Regions from separate parts of the Mus musculus genome. Here region 2 is linked to region 1. The links are chromatin loops, found by intact Hi-C in ENCODE. Cell type or tissue: heart. All regions are shown on one strand.

What was found. Peaks named below come from ENCODE experiments on the same cell type or tissue, not always from the same donor. Only the 100,000 strongest peaks of a DNase experiment are listed, where the experiment ranks them.
Region 2: a loop joins it to region 1, with 4 times the contacts of the local background. A loop is called at or near these places in 3 of 42 quality-filtered maps.

The regions. Positions count from the first base shown.
Region 1 is chr4:21,775,094-21,777,593 of GRCm38, forward strand. Usp45 (ubiquitin specific petidase 45) reads left to right here and starts at 1,177. Exons shown (of 18, transcript NM_152825.2): 1 at 1,177-1,224. In heart, no CTCF peak of the experiment used is centred here; a DNase peak (open chromatin) is centred at 1,158; H3K4me3 peaks cover 1,590 bases; H3K27ac peaks cover 1,163 bases.
Region 2 is chr4:21,846,568-21,849,067 of GRCm38, forward strand. Pnisr (PNN interacting serine/arginine-rich) reads left to right here and starts at 1,481. Exons shown (of 11, transcript NM_001369189.1): 1 at 1,481-1,572. It overlaps 4930528A17Rik (RIKEN cDNA 4930528A17 gene), which reads right to left and starts at 1,881. Exons shown (of 1, transcript NR_028384.1): 1 at 1-1,881. In heart, a CTCF peak has its summit at 990 (motif pointing right); DNase peaks (open chromatin) are centred at 1,084, 1,424 and 1,904; H3K4me3 peaks cover 1,904 bases; H3K27ac peaks cover 1,408 bases.

The DNA.
Region 1 (2,500 bases):
AAAACCAGAAAAAAACAAAAAACAAAAACCTGACACAATTTAGGATGCAAATTTTTGCATCTTTTACATAGTCTATTTCAAATTCAATACTAACATATGAAACTTGATATTTATACAGACAAATTTGAAATTTGTATATAGACTTTGGAATTATATCATAACCCAAACTGTTCTTACAGATGCAGCATTTCTTTTTTTCCCTGGAAGAAAATGACCTTCTAAAAGACAATTATGTACCCCATACCTAGTATCTTGACCAGCATGCTTGTATTCCACTGCATTTGTCTAATGAATGGTTCCTATAAACAACATAAAGGAAGAGTTCTCTCCTTTGCCAAGTTTCCCCATGGAAATGAATTAGATTTTTAAGTTAAAAAAAAAAAAAAAAGTGGAAACAACAAACCACAACAACAAACCCAGTCAGCTTTTGGTTCTTAACTGAACTCTTTTAAACTCCAACCCCAGCACACGATCCATTAGGTCACAACTTGTCCCTTGTGAAAGACTGTGGCTCATCAACTAGTGCTTGCAAGAAATTATTTTTTGTTTTTTAAATTTTTTTATTTTTTGTAACAGGAAGAGGGTATCGGATCCCATTACAGATGGTTCTGAGACACCATGTGGTTGCTGGGAATTGAACTGAGGATCTCAGGATGAGTAGTCAGTGTTCTTAACCACTGAGTCATCTCTCCAGCCCCACAACAAAATTTCAAACCAACTGTTTTTACTCAAAAGCAAGGTGTACATTGTTGTAACAGATGATCGGATTGAGCAGAATTACAGGTGTGATGTACAATCTAGTTCAGAAGTGAGAACCACGTGAAATAAAACGTTAAAATCATATAGAGTGAATCTCAGATGCGACTTTAGGTTCCGAGTTGGGTGATGGAACAAGGGAAGCTGTCTTAAAAGGCACCCAGCAAGTGGGACGCAGCTCACTAAAGCCAGCGCCTGCATCCAGGCCCCGTGGCTGGCACTGTAATCAGTTGGCTGCAGGGCGCCATCCCCTCATCCCATCTACACTCCTCCACCATGCTCCAACCTCCAAGCCGCCAAAGGAAAACCCAGATCTGGGTCTGGACTCAAAGTCCCGCCTTCGGCCCACCCAGAACACCAGACCCCGCCCTCGCCCCCGCCCAGGACGCCAAGCCCCGCCTTCTCCGGGTTCCCCTCTGCACAGGCGCAGAAGCTCCTGCGTGTGGAAGCTGCGGCCCGGCGGGCGGGGTGAGTTGGGGCCCAGGCTTTGGGGTCACTGTAACCACTGTGTCTTCGCTTGGGCGACGAGACCTTCCTGTACGTCAACCAGCCTAGAAAGAGAGGTTTCCTAGCCTACCCTCGCGTCCAGATTCACAAAGGCACCAGGCGGCCTCCCGGGCCGAGTGCTGGCGGCAGGGGGGAAGAGCCGGGGTCGGGGAGGGAGCCAGGCCGAGTCTCGTCTTTTTGGTGACCCGGGCATGCAGCGTCCGCTTGTCCCCTCGGGGTCTCCCCTCGCAGCACATCCCGCTCTGCTAACTTGGGGTGCATTCATGGCCTGACGAAGAGCCTAGACACAGCTTTTTGGCGACGCCAAATATTAGGTTAGGGGTCGATCCTATACCTGAGCCCACGTCCGGCTCCCGGACTTCTGCAAGTCACTTTACCTCTATCCAGTTCCAAGTGTAAATTAAGGATGATGATAGTGACGTATCTCAAAGTGCTTGTAAGAGGTTCATAGAATTGAGTGTTTTGAGCCCGGGTATCTAAAAGGAAGATGTTTGCATTTCCTCTTCTCACGCTGGAGAATAGCAGCCCAAAACTTAAAAAAAAATCAAAACAAAAACCAATTTGACAAGGGAAGCTTGTAGCCAGTTGAAAAGTGTGATATTAATTGCGTTAGCCGTACATCCTTTGTTAGAGGTAACGCAAGTGCTAGATAATATTTAAATTAAAAGCTGAAGTTGACGTCTCAGCAGGTCGCCAAACCTGATGGTTCAATCTCCTGGACCCACGAGGTGAAAGAGAGAAGCTACTCTGACCTCACTAATGCAAATCGAAACACTAAACACGTGCACAGCCATACATATAAAATACATCAATAGATTTATGTTTTAAAAGAAAGCTGTAACGTTTGATGTTTGCAAAACCTCAAAAAAAAAAAAAAAAAAGAAAGAAAGAAAAAGCCAGAACATGTTTGTGGTGAAGTCAGGCCTGAAACTTCTGTCCTTTGATGGCTCTGCCTGCAACATTGGCCCTTGTTTGGCATCTTAAAACTTGGAGTTTGGGCATGTTCTGATGTAGTAGTAATTGTTCTATACTCAGCATTATGTTTCATGCCAAAATGACCAGTTACCATACAGTTTCTGTGCTCCAAGTCTCTAATGGGTTCCCCTGAACCCAGATTCATGTTGCTGCTTAGTCCTTGTCTTACCCACCTGAAGAGAGAGACTTTATGGAAGTTATGGGCAAAGTACCCTTTTCCAGTCTAGTCGGGTTGAGTGTTCATAGAATGTACCATGAAATA
Region 2 (2,500 bases), 71 kb after region 1:
TTAGATTTTTAGTGCATGGTGTGGGTGCTAAAAACAGAGTTCTCACATTAAAGGGAATAAGAGAGTTTATTGTGGAGCCACATTTGAATGTCCATGGCACAAGGAACACAGTTATGCCAAATTTCTTTTATAACACGGAAGTGGTTTCATGACATTTTATAGTTTTTAAAGAACAGACAGTCATAAACCAAGGCAGGCTTAAGATACATTGGTGTGTACATCACAGAAGCTACAGCAAGATGGGGACACTTTTTACATCGCTGCAGATGCTATCTGATAACATTCTTAGCTCTTGGGTTGGTGGAAACTGGGAGTCAGCTAAGTTAAAAAGTTCCAAAGGCTGGGGCAGTGGTTAATAGCGCTGGTACCAGAGTTCAATTCCTAGTACCCACATGGCAGCTTACAACTATCTGTAGTCCAGCAACAAGTGATTTGACACCCTCACACAGACATGCACGCAGGCAAAACACCAATACACATAAAATAAAAATAAATAAATCATTTTTTTAAAAGTTCTAAAAGGTTTTTAATCTATTAGTCACAGGATTTAGCTCTAATATGGGGAGGTTGGCAAAGACTGGCAATTCGTGGGTAAAGCTAGGGCCAGATTGGGTAATTAGCCTCTGGACTTGTAAAATTCCAACCTCTCCACATCACTGAAGCTCCAATCAATCTTTGCAGACACAGACTTTTTCCTGGAATTCTCCTTCATAACTCTTTTTAGTTACACTGACATTTCAAGAAAGTCATTTTCCAATATTTAGGTTAAGAATGCTGTGTTTCTTAGAATTTTTGTTTCCTTTTGTAATTAAACTCCTAGTCTGGAAAGTTGACATTTTAGATATATGAACATTGTTCACGCTAAACACCTTTTACCTCCTTTCGGGAGGCCATCTTGGAGTTTAGGTAAGGAAGGACCAGTGGAAACTCTGCTTCTCAGTTACTTTTCCTTAAAGAGTAGCTGAGCGAAGTTGAACTGAGTAAATGTTCCCACCAGGGGGCGCGATGCTAGGAGGTGAACAAGGAGACCTAGCAAACACCCTGCTTCCAGAACTCAGGCTCTGCGACTCAGGCCTGGCACAGTGAGTTCCAAGTTGGCAGGGTTTGACTTGCGGTCCTCTCCGTAGTCTGAAAGAGGCAAAGCGATTCAGCATCCTTCCCAAAGCGGAACTGATTCTTAGAACGCATTTGCTCTTCGAGGGTCTCCTGCCTAAAGTTTACTAAATTCCGTCCATTGTACCGGAACGTTAGGCTCGGCTTTGTGCTGGCTGTACAAATGAAAATGTGTCGGGTATGACACGGGCTTCACACACAAGAGGGTCCAACTCGAGGTGGGTTGGGTTTGCCCTCAACAAAAATGGCGCGGACTCGTCCCGTCGGTAAGATCACATGGTCGTAAGCCTGGCTGAGAATCAGTGTGACTTCAGCCGAAAAGCGGATGTTATTATCATTCACTTCCGGGTGAGAACCACCGGGCGCCATCTTGTCTTGTTCATGAAGAAGTAGAAGCATCGAAAGGTTGGAGAGAATTACAGGAACGGTGGCGACAGCGGTATTCCGGAACCGGAGCGGGTAAGCGACGAGCAGTTTACCCCGGGGGACCTGCCGGAGGACTAAAGTCCTCTGGGTCAGTGTGGCGAACGGAGCGGGACTCAGGCTGCGTACGCTGCTTGGCGCCACCGCCAGAACCTCATTCCGGAGAAGCTCCGGCGTCCGCCCGAGAGAGTGAGCGAGAGAGCCGCTGTCGCCCGAAGGGAACCGCCTTTGGCTAAGGAGAGGGCTCACGACCCATTCTTCGAACTAAGAGTTTCCTTTGAGAAGGCAAGGGACTAATTGTTGGGCGCCTGAGCGGCCGTTAAGCAGTGCGCGTGCGCAGTGGGAACCCTTGAGGGGCAGGGAGTGTGGAGGGGCGGAGGCGGCGGGGGCCGGGATCTGGAACTTCGACTCTGCGACTCGCACTACGCAGGCGCAACCGCTTTCTGCTGCGTCCTAGACAAGTATCATTTAGTTGCTTAGTTTTGGTGTTTTTACCCAGTGATGGGTATTATGTGTTAAGCATCACTGAGGAAACAAGTAGTATCCTATATTTCAGTTGTTTCGTAGTTTTGTGGATAATAGTGTCATCTTAACAAAACTGGGCACTGAGCAAATTTTGACTGTGCTTGATTAAATTAGCAGTCTTTAATACTTCATTTACCTTTTCTCTTCCTAACCCTAGATAAAACAAAAACAATCTTGGATTTTTTTTTTTTTTTGAGTACATCCAGCTAAAACCAAACCAGAACAGTAAAGACTTTATTTGTGGGGTGGTTTTCTAAAGCATCAGGGGAGACGTAATGAGTTCTCGGATATTCTTAAGACACACAATTTAAAACATAAGTAAGCTTTATATTTAAGGACTTTTTTGAGCCTCATTATATGATCCTGGCTGGCCTGGAACTCCTGCCTTCGCTCATGAATGCTGGAATTAAATGTATTCACTACCACATCAAGCCCTAGA